Regions from separate parts of the Homo sapiens genome. Here all the other regions are linked to region 2. The links are chromatin contacts, found by Hi-C or POLR2A ChIA-PET in ENCODE. All regions are on one chromosome and are shown on one strand. Each heading gives the region's core, a stretch centred on a gene start or an enhancer-like site at or near the end of the contact. The rest is flanking DNA. Distances are from core to core; before and after follow the strand shown.

The links. A loop is a pair of places that touch in the nucleus more often than their neighbours do. ChIA-PET counts read pairs that join two places held with the same protein, here RNA polymerase II (POLR2A). Pooled maps may share reads with other maps.
Region 1: a loop to region 2 is called in a map of CD8-positive, alpha-beta T cell, with 24 times the contacts of the local background. The contact joins the promoter of DMAC2L here to the promoter of TOGARAM1 in region 2. A Hi-C loop is called at or near these places in 1 of 168 maps with a recorded cell type or tissue (CD8-positive, alpha-beta T cell), 1 of 37 single-sample maps with no recorded cell type and 8 of 50 pooled maps. POLR2A ChIA-PET finds 5 or more read pairs at or near these places in 1 of 52 experiments (WTC11).
Region 3: a loop to region 2 is called in a pooled map, with 7 times the contacts of the local background. The contact joins the promoter of BRMS1L here to the promoter of TOGARAM1 in region 2. A Hi-C loop is called at or near these places in 2 of 50 pooled maps.
Region 4: a map of naive thymus-derived CD4-positive, alpha-beta T cell shows a loop between it and region 2 (10-fold over the local background). The contact joins the promoter of FRMD6 here to the promoter of TOGARAM1 in region 2. A Hi-C loop is called at or near these places in 1 of 168 maps with a recorded cell type or tissue (naive thymus-derived CD4-positive, alpha-beta T cell) and 6 of 50 pooled maps. POLR2A ChIA-PET finds 5 or more read pairs at or near these places in 1 of 52 experiments (activated T-cell).

Annotation. Positions count from the first base shown.
Region 1 is chr14:50,310,381-50,313,851 of GRCh38, reverse strand. DMAC2L (distal membrane arm assembly component 2 like) reads right to left here and starts at 1,528. Exons shown (of 6, transcript NM_001382507.1): 1 at 1,463-1,528. L2HGDH (L-2-hydroxyglutarate dehydrogenase) reads left to right here and starts at 1,623. Exons shown (of 10, transcript NM_024884.3): 1 at 1,623-1,841. The coding sequence starts at 1,702. RefSeq lists silencers at 1,144-1,373, 1,434-1,563.
Region 2 is chr14:44,960,940-44,964,235 of GRCh38, reverse strand. It overlaps TOGARAM1 (TOG array regulator of axonemal microtubules 1), which reads right to left and starts at 2,046. Exons shown (of 20, transcript NM_001308120.2): 1 at 1-2,046. The coding sequence starts at 1,814. It overlaps KLHL28 (kelch like family member 28), which reads left to right and starts at 2,289. Exons shown (of 5, transcript NM_017658.5): 1 at 2,289-2,390. RefSeq lists enhancers at 1,589-2,103, 1,753-2,562, 2,104-2,618, 3,133-3,222.
Region 3 is chr14:35,824,461-35,827,749 of GRCh38, reverse strand. BRMS1L (BRMS1 like transcriptional repressor) reads right to left here and starts at 1,412. Exons shown (of 10, transcript NM_032352.4): 1 at 1,092-1,412. The coding sequence starts at 1,233. RefSeq lists silencers at 852-1,021, 1,272-1,371.
Region 4 is chr14:51,650,569-51,654,008 of GRCh38, reverse strand. FRMD6 (FERM domain containing 6) reads right to left here and starts at 2,099. Exons shown (of 14, transcript NM_001267046.2): 1 at 2,013-2,099. It overlaps FRMD6-AS1 (FRMD6 antisense RNA 1), which reads left to right and starts at 2,265. Exons shown (of 1, transcript NR_037676.1): 1 at 2,265-3,440. RefSeq lists silencers at 1,326-1,475, 1,486-1,545, 1,556-1,645, 1,856-2,305, 2,436-2,505 and an enhancer at 2,478-3,096.

The DNA of each region.
Region 1 (3,471 bases), core at 279-2,778, 5.4 Mb before region 2:
CTTGTGGTGATGGACCTGGGCTGTACCTTGACTGTGGTGGTGGATACAAGAATCTACACACCTGATAACCATATAGAACTAAATATACACAGAGAACACTAATACAAAATGAGGAATCTGAATGAGATCAATGGATTGTGTGAATGTCAATTACCTGGTTGTGATATGGTACTAGTTTTGCAAGATGCTACCACTGGGAAGACTGGGTAAAGGGTACACAGAATCTCTATTCTTACAATTGCATGGAAATCCACAATTACCTCACAAAGTTGAATAACCATCTCTTTTTTTCATCTGTGATGGAACAAGCAGGCAATATTCTACATTGTTTTAACAAATAAAGCAAACTATGTACCACTGTTCTGGTGGTAAAACCCTTTAACCATAATAAATGTCATCACGTAGCAAATGCTTCACTGTGCTAAACACCTGCTGACCTTATCTCGTGTAATCCGCTCAACGGCCCTAAGACTAGGGAGACACTGCTATCATTCCTAGTTCACTGAGGAGGGTCTGAGGCAAAGAGGTGAAGTGATTTCCTGGAGCTACCTGACCAAAGACTGGAACCAAGATTCTTAGAGGCACACGAAGTCCTTCTGGTAATAAATCTGTATAATTCTATTTGTTATGTTCAGCTGTCCTAACCCTAAAAATTAAAAACTGCCATCAAGCATACAGAATGAGTGTTAGCAACACCGGCACAGTGACAATTTTAAAGAGTTAGAAGGTCCTTTAGAGATTACACAGCCCATCGCCCTCATTTTTACATAAAGGGAATCAGGTGAAGTGACCTGCACAGGTGAGTCGCTGCTCAGAGACCGCACAGCACATTTAAAACTGTATCTCGGTTCAGTACTCAAGAAAAGGACACAGACTTATAAATGGTGGCAAAAACCGAGCTGTCTGGTTCTTCCGGTACCCAGTGCCGGGTCGAGTACAGAGCAGGCGCTCCATATTTACAAGACGAATCAATGACTGAATGAATAGCACCGCCAGGAGCCCCATAAAAGAAGTCCAGAAGACTGCGGGCTGTCAGTCTTCGCTGTGACAAAGAGCCTCCGTGAGGAGCGAGGATTAGGGCCGGACAGGGAGCGCCCTTCTAGTGGACGCTCGACTGGGCTGGGGCCGGGATGGAGACGGTGGGTGCCCAGGCCCTCCGTCTACCGCGGGCCGCGTGCGGGGCCGAGCGAGGACCCGGCTGGAGCTGGAGCGGGGGCGGGGCGGGGGCGGGGCCGAGGGCGAGCCGGAAGAAAGAAGCCGCAGGGCCCGCCCAAACAAGAATTTTCACCGTAATCCCGCCCAGAGTTTCTCCCACGGCCCCATGTCCGCATGGCGGTGAAGGTCGAAGACGCGCGACCCAAAGGGCCAGGTTTTCAGTCAGCCCAGCGTTGGCGACGGGCGAGGGCAGAACACAACCACCACCCTAGTCCCGCCCGGCTCGGGGCCTAGCTTCTCTACTCACAGCGTCGGAGGGAGGGAGGGAGGGAGCGAGCCAGCGTCCCCGCGTCTGCGGCACCCTGGCCGGCCCTTCGCCCTCCGACGCGCGCGCCTATTGGCCACCGCAGCCTCTCCCACATGGGGCGAAGGCGCGCCACTTCATTGGCCCCCGCGTGAGGGGCGGGGCTAAAGAGCGCGGGTCCTCGGCCGTGGAGGGTCAAGTGGCTTCTTCTGAGCGCTGAGGGAGGGGAGCGTGCGTAGGGGATGGTGCCAGCGCTGCGTTATTTGGTTGGTGCCTGCGGACGGGCCCGCGGGCTTTTCGCCGGTGGCTCCCCTGGGGCGTGCGGGTTCGCGTCTGGGAGGCCAAGACCGCTGTGTGGAGGTAGCCGCAGCGCCAGCACCAGGTGAGTGGCCGCTGGTCCTCCCCGCCGCCTGCGCTGCTGCCCCTCGCGGAGGCACCTGGTGGTGGACCTGTGCCCCTGTTCGTATTTCCCTGTCCCGGGGTGAGAGCAGGTTGGGGTCCTGTGGCACTCCAACCTCGGATCCCAGGAGCTACCAACCTGCAGGTTCATTCGTTGTATTTACGGGCCGGAGGAAAGGCAGTGTATAGAGTAGAGGTCGGGAGTAGCTCTGGCTTTGAACAACCCGTCCACTTTCTGTTGAACTCTGGGCTAGTTACTTAACCTCCTTAAAGGCTCAGTTGTGAATTGGACCTTAGTCTCTCCTGTAGGTGGTCATTTGAAGGATAAAAGGACCTAGCACACAGTATAAGCAATCAAATATGCTCTTTATAAGCTGGAGTCTTTGGCGTTGCTTGGAAGATCTGAATACAGTCTTAAATCAGTTCCTGGCACACCCCGCATAGTGTTGCCCCCGTCGGAGGCAGCTCTTATGCTAATGAAAGCCCGCAGAATTCAGTGTCCTGTGATTTATAGTTTGGACGTCACATTCGAAACCATTGTCTTTCTCTGTCCTCTGTAGAAGAAACAGTTTGTGTGAAGGCTGTAAGGCTTGGAGAGGTTTTGGCTATTTTGACGACTAGAAGGTGGGCCATATGAGTGTGACTGAAGTTTAGTGGAAGACATATGGTGTGGAATGACCCAGAAGGACTACATCACAGCAAGGTTTTTAGTTTATTTTAACCACACGTTGACTTTTATTCTAAGAGCCACGGGAAGCTATTTAAAAGGGTTTTAAGAAGAGGCTACGCTTTAGGAGGCCGAGGCGGGCGGATCGCCTGAGGTCAGAAGTTGGAGACCAGCCTAACCAACATGGTGAAACCCCGTCTCTACTAAAAATACAAAAAAATTAGCCTGGCGTGGTGGTGGGCGCCTGTAATCCCAACTACTCCGGAGCCTTAGGAGAATCGCTTGAACCTGGGAGGCGGAGATTGCAGTAAGCTGAGATCGCACCATTGCACTCCAGCCTGGGCGACAGAGCAAGACTCTGTCTCGCAAAAAAAAAAAAAAAAAAAAAAAGAAAAGAAAAGAAAAAAAGAAGAGGCTAATAATTAAATGTTGATGTTCTAAAAGTTGACTCTGGCTGCTGCGTGTTGGTGGATAGGGGGAGTAGAGTGGGATACCAGTAATAGCGATTGTGATTTGTTATGGGGCATGTGGACAGTTCTTTTGGGAAGCTTTTCTTAAGGAAAGAAAAGTAGGGCTAGTGAAAGTTTTGTTTATACTTAAAATGTTTTTTTAAAAAATTTTTGGAGTCAGGGTCTCACTGTGTTGCCAAGGCTGGAGTGCAGTGGCACAATCATAGCTCACTGCAGCCTCCACCCTCCTGGGCTCAAGCGATCCTCCCTCCTCAGCCCCCCTCCCCAATGCTTCCTGTCCTCCAGGAGCTGGGACCACAGGCAGCTAATTATTTTCCTATTTTTTTGTAGAGACGTTGCCCAGGGTGGTCTCGAACCCCTGGCCTCAAGTGAACCTCCCTCTTCAGCCACCCAAAGTGCTGAGATTACAGGTGTGAGCCACCGTGCCTGGCCTATACTTTTATTTTGAAGTAATTATAGATCCATTGGAAATTGCA
Region 2 (3,296 bases), core at 797-3,296:
GCCAAATGGTTTGACCTACCCCCGGCAGAAGATGGCATCAGTACTGCATATTCCACAAATCCCTGCTCTGTGAGCCTTGGTAAGGTTTTCCTAGCCAATCTGGCCTGCACAGCATTCATCACTCCATCTCCATTATCTTGCAGTTCAACTGTATCCACAGCTTTAAAAAGGATGCTGGTTTTACCTGAGCCCATTGATGATGCCAATACGGCAAAAGCTTCTAAAGCTGCTTGGCGTACCCTGCGTTTGCTATCTACAAGAGCTGGGGCAAGATCAAAGGACAGTTTGGGCAAGTCAAAATCCTCACTAGGATAGGTCAGCAGGGAGCAGATGCAAATGTTCACCACCTCCTCTCTCACTCTGGAATGCTTATGTTTGAGATGTTCCAGGAGTAAACAAAGCACCTGCTGAGGTCCTACTTCCTTCATTAGCTTGAGGAAGATTTTCATGTATTCTTGTTTGATCACCAACTTGTTGTCCGCCAGCACTTTGACAGAAGCTGCTATAACTGGTCCCAAGAACTGCTGTACCTGCTCTCCAAGGCGAATAACCAGTAAATGCAGGACTTCAAGTGTGCCATGCACCACTTTGAAGTTAGAATCGTCTAACAAATTATATAGCAAACTAATGAAGCCAACAAGACTAGAATGAGGAGTAGAACTAGGGTTAAATTTTCCCAGCACCTGCTTTAGTTCTTCGACGGCCTGGGTCCGGTTCTTATAGTCTTCCTGATCCAATAATCGTGAATGCAGCTCCTGAGGAATAATCCCAAATTTAAGATTGCTGTTGGAAAGAGTCACTGCACAGGGAAGGGGATCTTCAGGAAATCCAGAGGCTTCAAGTTCCAAATAATAAGGAACCTGACTTCCAAACTGGGACTCCAGGCGGCGATTGTAGTGTCTCCTCAGGGCAGAGGGCAGACGAGAAATGTAAGATTGAAACCTGTCTTGGCCAAGTCGCTCCCCAATTTGTTGAAGTGCGGAGAAAGCTGTCTCAGATTCTTCTTCTGTCTCCTGATCACCAAGCTTTCGGGCTAGGGATATTATCACCTCGGTGAGATCCAGACCAAGCAACAAGTCCTCAGTAGTAAGCAAGATGGGAAGCAGTAGTGCTGTGGAAGCTCTAAGTCGGGCATCGGTACTTTCCAGTCCTTGTTGTATAAGCGTTCTCAGCACCTCTCCAGGACTACGTTTCAGACATATATGAAGGATCTGCAGCGCATCTTTCCGCAGGGCTGGATTCTCTTCCCGTAACGAGACAACTAGTTGAGGCAAAAGTGCTAAGCTAAAGGCCTCTTCAAGCTGGCCTGCCTCCCCCTGACCCCGGAGAACGTCCGAGAGAAGTTGCAAGCAGAGCCGCTTCTCATCACTACCTCCTTCCACAAGCACTCGGCCCAGTGCCCGATACAAAGCTTCCTTGCGTCGGGGGAAGCCAAGTCGACCGCCCCGCCGCGGCAAAGCAGCTTGCAAAGCCTGGAAGGCCTCAGAAGGATCCCGGGCAGTGCGGAGGAGTTGAAGGAGCCGAGTGTCCTCTTCATCTCCCCCTGACAAACCGCCTCCAGACTCAGACCAGCTGCTTGAGACTGCCTCCGAGGGCATCAAGAGGGCCGAGGCCAGAGGCGAAGTTGTAGTGGGGCAGGAACCGTGGTCCCCCGCAGCTCCACGGAAGTAGTAGTTTTTCTCTCCTCTCATAATGCCCCCAACTCGACTATCATCGGTCTCTGGGGCGGAAGGACGACTGCGGCTCTGGAGCCGATAGGTAGAGAGGACTGGAAAGGGCGGCAGCAGAAGCAGCGCGGAGGGGGCAGCCGCCATGCAGGGTTGTCAGGTGGTGGTGGTTGGAAGAAACCATTGCCGTCTCCAAAGGGCTCGATGGAGCCCAGACTTCCAGATCCTCTCCAAGCCCCAAGCTGCAGAAGAGGCAAAAGAACAGCTTCAGCCTGCCGCCAGGCCGCCCCCAACTCCGGGAGGCAGCCTCTGGCAAAATGGCCCCCGTCTGAGCCCTAGACCCCACAGCTGCCACCGGGCGTAACCAAGGGCACCACGTGACCAAACCGATTGCTTCCATGGTGATGTACCCAGCGCGGACCTCTTGACCCGGAAATCCACTTGCCGTGATGAATGCTGGGTTATGTAGTCCACGTCAGGTGTTGAGACTAGGCCAAAGTCTCCTGGAAGAGGAAGTCAGAACGTTGTAAACGCAGCTACAGCGGAGAAGGGAGGAGGGGTGAAGCCATTTGACGGATGTGACGCTTTCCTTGCTCTGGGCGGAAGTTGCCCGCCCCACCCGTAAGAGTTAGGGTTTGACCGGAGCTAGTGAGGATCCAGCCCAGGCTCCAGTTGTCCGCGGTTCCTCCTCCTGTCGCTGCCCGTGTGATTACTGAGACTCAGGTATTTTCCTTTTGCTGTCCTCCAGCGGTGCAGGCTTTGGCAGTGTTTTGCCCGAATGCCACTGGTGCTAGAGTAAGAGGCAAAGGACTGAGCGGAGCAGGTGGAAAGAGAGGCGACATCTTCTTGTGCAGGGCTCGTCACCCTTGTAAACGCGTTACTCTCTACCACCCTGAGTAACTGCGATCCTTTCCTCTTGCCATCTGCTTATCAGGACAGAAGATCTGGACCACGGCCAAGCTCACAAATCGGGTATTTTTTTTCAATTCCTGGTCTTTGGGGCCTTTATTCGCCTCCCCCTTCTCCTTTTGTCGACTTCTCTTAACCCTCCGGCCGCAGAGGGTTAATTTTTTTTTGTTTTTGTTTGTTTGTTTTTGGCAACGTTTCCTTACCCTCATCACTTTGCGTTTTCTTTACAACGTACATAATATGGAAATAGGTCTGTTTTTTTCCCCCTGTAGCTAACCGCCTCTCCCTTAGACGTTATCAAAATCTTTCCTTCTAATGCAGTTCCTCTGTGGGACTCTCCCCTAACCTCCGCCCCCTCCGTCTGCCGCCCTAGCCTCCCTGCAGGATCCTCAAGCGTCTCTGCAGCCTTTCAGTCTCCTAGAGACAGAGATTGCGAAGACAATTTCACTTGCGGTGGAAGTTCTTGGCATCATGGTTCTAAGAGAATTCTGCCTTGTGGATTTAGGAATGATAGTAGACATTTATTTATTTTAGGCGAACTGAGAATTTTGTGTGCATTTTCTCCTCATAAGTGATACTTAAACGGACACAGTGGAAGAGCTGGAGTGTCTAGTGTGAGCCTGAATGCTTTGGAGTGTGGAAGAGATATTTTTTTTTTTTGAAGGAATAATACTATTACTTTTGAATGACTCGTGCGAAAAGTCTAAGTTATCATTTGAA
Region 3 (3,289 bases), core at 163-2,662, 9.1 Mb after region 2:
TTAGTTAAGCATTCATTTGGCAATTTAATCAAGTGGTGACTTATGATAGCTTTTTAAGTGAGCCCAGATAATAACTATTTATCCCTCATATTGAGTACTGTCCAGTGCTGCACAAAGAAGTCACTCATAAATATTTTTGGATGGCTGATTTACTGATTGAAATTATATCCTTCCATGGAGATTTGCTTTGCAAGGGAAACATGAAAAGAGGGCATCTGGGTGATACTAGGCTGTCATCAACCTATCATCAATGCTTCCTTTACATGACCAAAATCAGGCCAAGACAAAGAAGTCAGTCTCATCTCCATCATTTGAATCGAAAGAAAATAATCCCGGTAATCACAAATTCCATTTCACTTTAGAATAACCATTCCTAAAAGTTTGCAAAATTTATTTGTAGTGTTAATCTGCCCTCCTCCCCCACCCAAAATAATTTAAAACAGCCCAAAGTTAGAAAAAACTGAAGGGAAGAAAAGACTTGGAGAATTTTCAACGCTGCCAAAACTCAGCCAATTTATAAGCATATGAAGATCCAAAATGAGCCCGAATGTTGGTCCCTTCCTCTCAGTCTTGCAAACTTCAGGGAGCTACTGAACGGGACCGCTCTCAAGTTAGCCCCCGAAAAGACACTGATGTAAAAGTGCTGACCGGCAAGTTGACTTGCAAACTGAGGTTAATTACTAAGCCGACCCTCTGTCCCGGCAACTCACTTGCGCTGAGAAGTGAGGGTTGCAAAGGTGAAAATAGGGAAAGAGGTCGGTGGGCTGGGGAGAGGAGGCATTTCCAGTTTGTCTGCTGCGGGAAGTTGTCCGCCTGGGCTGGTCGCTCCAGAGCACCACCGGGGGCAGGACCACGCCGCGTTTGGGAGCTGGACAAGCCCAGGCCCGCCCCGCCCCGCCGCCGGGACCCATCAGGAGCCAGACAGCGCCCAGCGACCGGTCAGGGTGCAGCCCAGGGCCCAGAGCCAGTCTCCGCCCCTTCCCTCTGTCCCCGCCCCGCTTTCCCAGCAGGACGCAGCCGCCTGGCGTGCGGAGAGCGGCCTGTCGCGCGCTGGGCGCGGGGACTCAGGGTCCCAGCAGTGGGTCGCGCACCTGAGCTATCTCCATCCTCGGAGACCGACGAGCTCTCAGTGTCCTCGTCCTCGGAGCTGCTCCCCTCATTTTCGGCGTAGTCCACCTCCATCTCATCGTGATGGTTGGTCTCCTTCTTATCCCCTCGGGAATGGACTGGCATTTTCCAGCCGCGCCGTCGCTTTCCACTACCGGCGCCCAGCCCGGCCACCGCCGCTTCAATGAAGGGCGCGCGGAACGCCCCAACCCACCCAGCCACCGAGCTTGCTCGCCCCCTTGGCTCCTCCCCGCCCCCGGCCCGGGCCTCACAACCTAACCCGCAGGCTCTGCGATGGGAGCTCTGCCATTGGCGGAGGCCTTCCACCGAGCCAGAGGGCGGGGGCTTGCCCTGCTCTGGTACGATTGGTTGCCCGCAATTACGACGCGGCCTTCCGATGCTTGCCGGGAGTTGTAGTTCGTAGGTCTCAGACCTGCAGGGGCTGCACGCTTCCATCCCTCGGCAGCCCTGATCACTTCTTCCTTCTGGACTTCAAGTCCCACAAGGCACGAAAGCTGACACTCTGGATCGCAGTTTATAAACTAAACAGAAACAGATTGTGCGAATTTAGTCTGTATTTATCTATTTCCCGCCAAGTGATTGTTTGACCTGCCTGACCATCAGAGATGTTACTGTTAGATGTGAAAATGTCTTTTGCCTAAAAGGATCTTTGCCTGCTCATTGAGCCTGGGGAACTGGAGAACCATCTGTTTTACTAAGCACCTTTATTACCTACCATTAATAAACTGTTTTATTTAATTATTAACTATAGACGATAACTTGCACTTTCTGTGTTGTGCAAAAATCTTTAAATTATTCTTGAAACTTTTACAATACAGAAGGTAAGGAAGTTTTATCTTGGCATTTTCAATCTAATATTTTTGGCATTTATTTTTTACCAAATGCAGTCGGAAAATGCCATCAGTCCTGATTTAACTTTAGTTTTCAATGAAAAATACATACTTAACCAGATGTACTTTCTCAAAAAAAGGGTACATAGCTCCCTCTCCCTCTCCCTCGCCCTCGCCCTCGCCCTCGCCCTCTCCACGGTCTCCCTCTCCCTCTCTTTCCACGGTCTCCCACTGATGCCGAGCCGAAGCTGGACTGTACTGCTGCCATCTCGGCTCACTGCAACCTCCCTGCCTGATTCTCCTGCCTCAGCCTGCCGAGTGCCTGCGATTGCAGGCGCGTGCCGCCACGCCTGACTGGTTTTCGTATTTTTTTGGTGGAGACGGTTTCGCTGTGTTGGCCGGGCTGGTCTCCAGCTCCTAACCGCGAATGATCCGCCAGCCCCGACCTCCCGAGGTGCCGGGATTGCAGACGGAGTCTCGTTCACTCAGTGCTCAATGGTGCCCAGGCTGGAGTGCAGTGGCGTGATCTCGGCTCGCTACAACCACCTCCCAGCCGCCTGCCTTGGCCTCCCAAAGAGCCGAGATTGCAGCCTCTGCCCGGCCGCCACCCCGTCTGGGAAGTGAGGAGCGTCTCTGCCTGGCCGCCCATCGTCTGGGATGTGAGGAGCCCCTCTACCTGGCTGCCCAGTCTGGAAAGTGAGGAGCGTCTCTGCCCGGCCGCCATCCCATCTAGGAAGTGAGGAGCGTCTCTGCCTGGCAGCCCATCGTCTGGGATGTGGGGAGCACCTCTGCCCCGCCGCCCCGTCTGGGATGTGAGGAGCGCCTCTGCCCAGCCGCGACCCCGTCTGGGAGGTGAGGAGCGTCTCTGCCCGGCCACCCCGTCTGAGAAGTGAGGAGACCCTCTGCCCGGCAACCGCCCCGTCTGAGAAGTGAGGAGCCCCTCCGCCCGGCAGCCGCCCCGTCTGAGAAGTGAGGAGCCCCTCCGTCCGGCAGCCACCCCGTCTGGGAAGTGAAGAGCGTCTCCGCCCGGCAGCCACCCCGTCCGGGAGGGAGGTGGGGGTCAGCCCCCGCCAGGCCAGCCTCCCGGACGGGAGGGAGGTGGGGGGGTCAGCGCCCCGCCCGGCCAGCCGCCCCTTCCGGGAGGGAGGTGGGGGGGTCAGCGCCCCGCCCGGCCAGCCGCCCCTTCTGGGAGGGAGGTTGGGGGTCAGCCCCCTGCCCGGCCAGCCGCCCCGCCCGGGAGGTGAGGGGCGCCTCTGCCCGGCCGCCCCTACTGGGAAGTGAGGAGCCCCTCTGCCCGGCCACCACCCCGTCTGGGAGGTGTGCCCAACAGC
Region 4 (3,440 bases), core at 850-3,349, 6.7 Mb before region 2:
TGTCAGATCTCAGAGATTCTTGCAAGCAACTCAAAGGGGGGAAAATTAGTTCATATTACAGTCAGTCTGCTTTCTGGAGAAGATGTCCTGCAGATAATTTGATATTAGATATCCCCTGGGGGACCCTTTTCATCTAATAATCCTACTAAATGTCCATTTTAATATGAAATATGAATCCAAAATGTTTACAAACATACTGGGAAAAGTATTCAAATGCCAGCTGTCTCATATTGTGAAGTATTTTCATTTTTAACATAAAACGTTTATTTCTCAAAGCCACACCTGAGAAAATGATTAGGTGCTGTGGTGCTGTTAAGTTTTATACTACAAAGGACATCAGCAAAGGCATCTGTTTTCCTGCCTCTCTTCTGGTCTTCTCCCCTCCCCCACTCTCCATCCTGTAGGTCCTGGTAGTTAAAATTTCTACAATAGTCTCATAATGCTCTAAATTCTAAAAAAAAATTTCTCATCCTTTAACACTGCTGAACCTAAATTCATGCACTGCTCTAAGAAGGAAACCCAAAAGTCACAAGCCTTTTTAATGACAGATGTATTACGGAAAATTTTCCCCACAAAGTTTTGATGCTGTGAAATATCAACTCCCTGAAATCACAGAAAGGAAATGACTTACATTCTTGGAAAATGAAGCCACTAGCAGCTTTCTCCAACAGCATTTTCTAAACCCCAAACTACACCCTGTGGCAAGAGGGAGTATTTCGTGCAAAAACTAAATTTAAATAGATGCTTATAAAACCCATAAACAAACATTGCCCGGTCCCAGAGAAGAACAGAAGGGAATCATACTCGGAAAATCCAGCAAGAGATACTTTTTCTCCACATTCAGAAATGCTGGAGAGCACAGGCTGGAAGTCAGAAGCAACCTGAGAACGCTTGCTGAAGTTTTCCTTCCCTGCTGTGAGCAATGCACAGCTCCTGAGGGAAATACTGGCAAAACAGATTTTGCGTAAAAAAATAAAAATGAAAAGGTGTTAAGGGGGAAAACGAGCTAATATTTCTTTGGACACTAGCTACACAACTACACGGCCTGAAAATCTGCCAGCTTTCAACTTTAAAATATGCTTATTTTGACATTTTCCCATCTATTCGTGCCTTTAAGAAAACGCCCGCACCATTAGGTTATGCTGTCCCAGGACTCGAGGTGTTGTTTTAATCTCTGTAGACTTTACACTTACACGGGTGGACCGCAGCTGTCCATACCTGACAGTGCCTGGCCCTCCCGGAGCCGAATCCGGTGCTCCTGTTCGCCTGGGGCTCCGCCAGCGCGCCGTAAGCTCCTCCAGAAACCCAAATTCTGCAGGCCGCACCCCCAACTCGTATCTCACCCAGGCCCCCGTCTGGCGCCGATCTGCCCCAGCTCAACCTCCGGCTCCGCAGACTAGGCACTTTCCGGGACGCGGGGCAGACCCTGCGCTCGGGTCCCTTCCCGCAGCCGGGCTGTCCGGCCTCTGCGCGCGCACAACAGGCGGCACGGCGCAGCCCCCGGGAGCGCGGGACTCGGGTGCTAGTCCCGGCGCCCAGCCACAGCGACACAGACCTGGGTGCCGGGGCCCGCCAGGGAGCCCTGTGATCCGGGGACCTCCGCGATGCAGAGAACCAGGGACCGCGCACGGAGCCCAGGCGCGCAGTCTGCAGCCAGGACCAGCCTCCCGCCCCCGCCGCTGAAGCCGCCCCGAGCTCCACGCCTCCCCCGCTGCCGGGCTCGGCTGCCCTAGGGCCTCGTCCGCCCGTCCCAGAGTGAGCGACCTCCGACTCACGGAGAAGCGACCTTACCACCGGTGCCCGACACCCAGAGCTAAGGGAGCGAGAAGAAGGCGAAGAAAGAGGCGGAGAGCGGTGCACTGCCTTCGCTGGGACTCGCGACTTCCAGAAACCCTCCCGAAACCCAGTCCCGCCGCCGCCCCGCCGGCAGGGGGCACAGCGGGCGTCCGGGGCGCGGCGGCTGAGCGATGGGGCGAGCGGAAAGGGCCCAGACGCCTGGTTCTTGTTCATACCTCGGAGAAAGTCTTGAGCACCAGGCGTTGGGCTCTCTGGTCACCCCTCTGACTCTTCCTACCGGCGCCGAGCCTGCCCCACTCCTCTCAGCCCCTTGGCCCCGCCAGCCAGAGGGGCGCTCCGCGTCCGCCCCGCCCCCCACCCACGCCTCCCGACCCGACCCGCCCCCCCGAATCCCCGCCCCCTGAGACCCCGCCCCCGACCCGCCCCAACTGGCCGCGGCGGCAGCCGAGCCGCGGGAGCTGCGCGCTGAGCTCGCGGCAGTACGGGGAGCGCCCGCCCGCCCCGCCCTGGACCCAACCAAGCGTCCCGCGGAGGGGTGCGGCCACTTGGGGGCAGGAGAAAGCGGAGTACGCCACCCCTCTAGGGACCCAGGAAGCGAGGCGAGCCTCAGGTGGACGCGGTGGTGTGGACCACGGCGATCAGGGCCTTTCCCCCTGCTGTGGAGACGGAGGTGCGAGGGGACGCCGGCGGCTCCCCACCTTCTGGCCGAGTGGCCTTCTCCGCCTCCGGCTGGACTCCCTCGGGGCGCTCCCTCCAGAGCCGAGTCGGGCTGGCCGGGGGCGGCTGTTTGGCCTGAGTGTCGTCTTACTAAAGCGGAACGCCGGAGGGGAGGCCACTCCGAGAGAAGGCGGTCCCCGGCGGAGGTGGCTTCGTGAATCCTGCAGCCCCCTGCCCGCCCGCCACTCGAGACGCCGCGCCTCGTGGGTTTCACGCTGGATGGAGGGGGCGCCGCCGAGGATGCCCAGCCTCCCCCTCTAATTCTACCTCTCCAGTTCCTCAGGTAGACACAGCCTCTGTCTGCTGTGGTTTTAGTGCCCATGGCCCCTCAGAAATTATTTTTGTCCCCTCCCGATAGTGGCTTTGGGGGATGGAGGGCGAGAGATGCAAAGGGCCAGTGGAAGATTTTTTATAGCACAAGGAATCAAGCCAGGAGATGGAGGTTTCATTGCCACCTCGGGGTCTGGGGAGGGGGCGAGCCACACCTCTCCGGTCAGTCTGCGCCCACCAGGACCTGCTGCTGGGAACCGCACACGAAAGGAGAGACACCCAGCACCTGGCCCCTAGACCCGCAGGGCGTCAACCTCCTGGGCTTCTGCCTTTCTAGGTTTCCTCTGACTTTGCTGACCCAATGACCCCTGGCCACGGGTGGCAAAAACGCCCTCACTGAGCCCTTCGCTAAAGGAGTGCCGGGGTTTATGTGTCTGGCTTTTAAAATGGGATGAGGAGACAAGGAAACAGGACCTGAGAAAGGACACTATCCAAAATCTGATGCTCTCAGAAGTCAACTTTAAAACTGCCCTGCTCCGCGGTGGCTCACGCCTGTAATCCCAGCACTTTGGGAGGCCGAGGCGGGCGGATCACGAGGTCAGGAGATCGAGACCATCCCGGCTAAAACGGTGAAACCCCGTCTCTACTAAAAATAC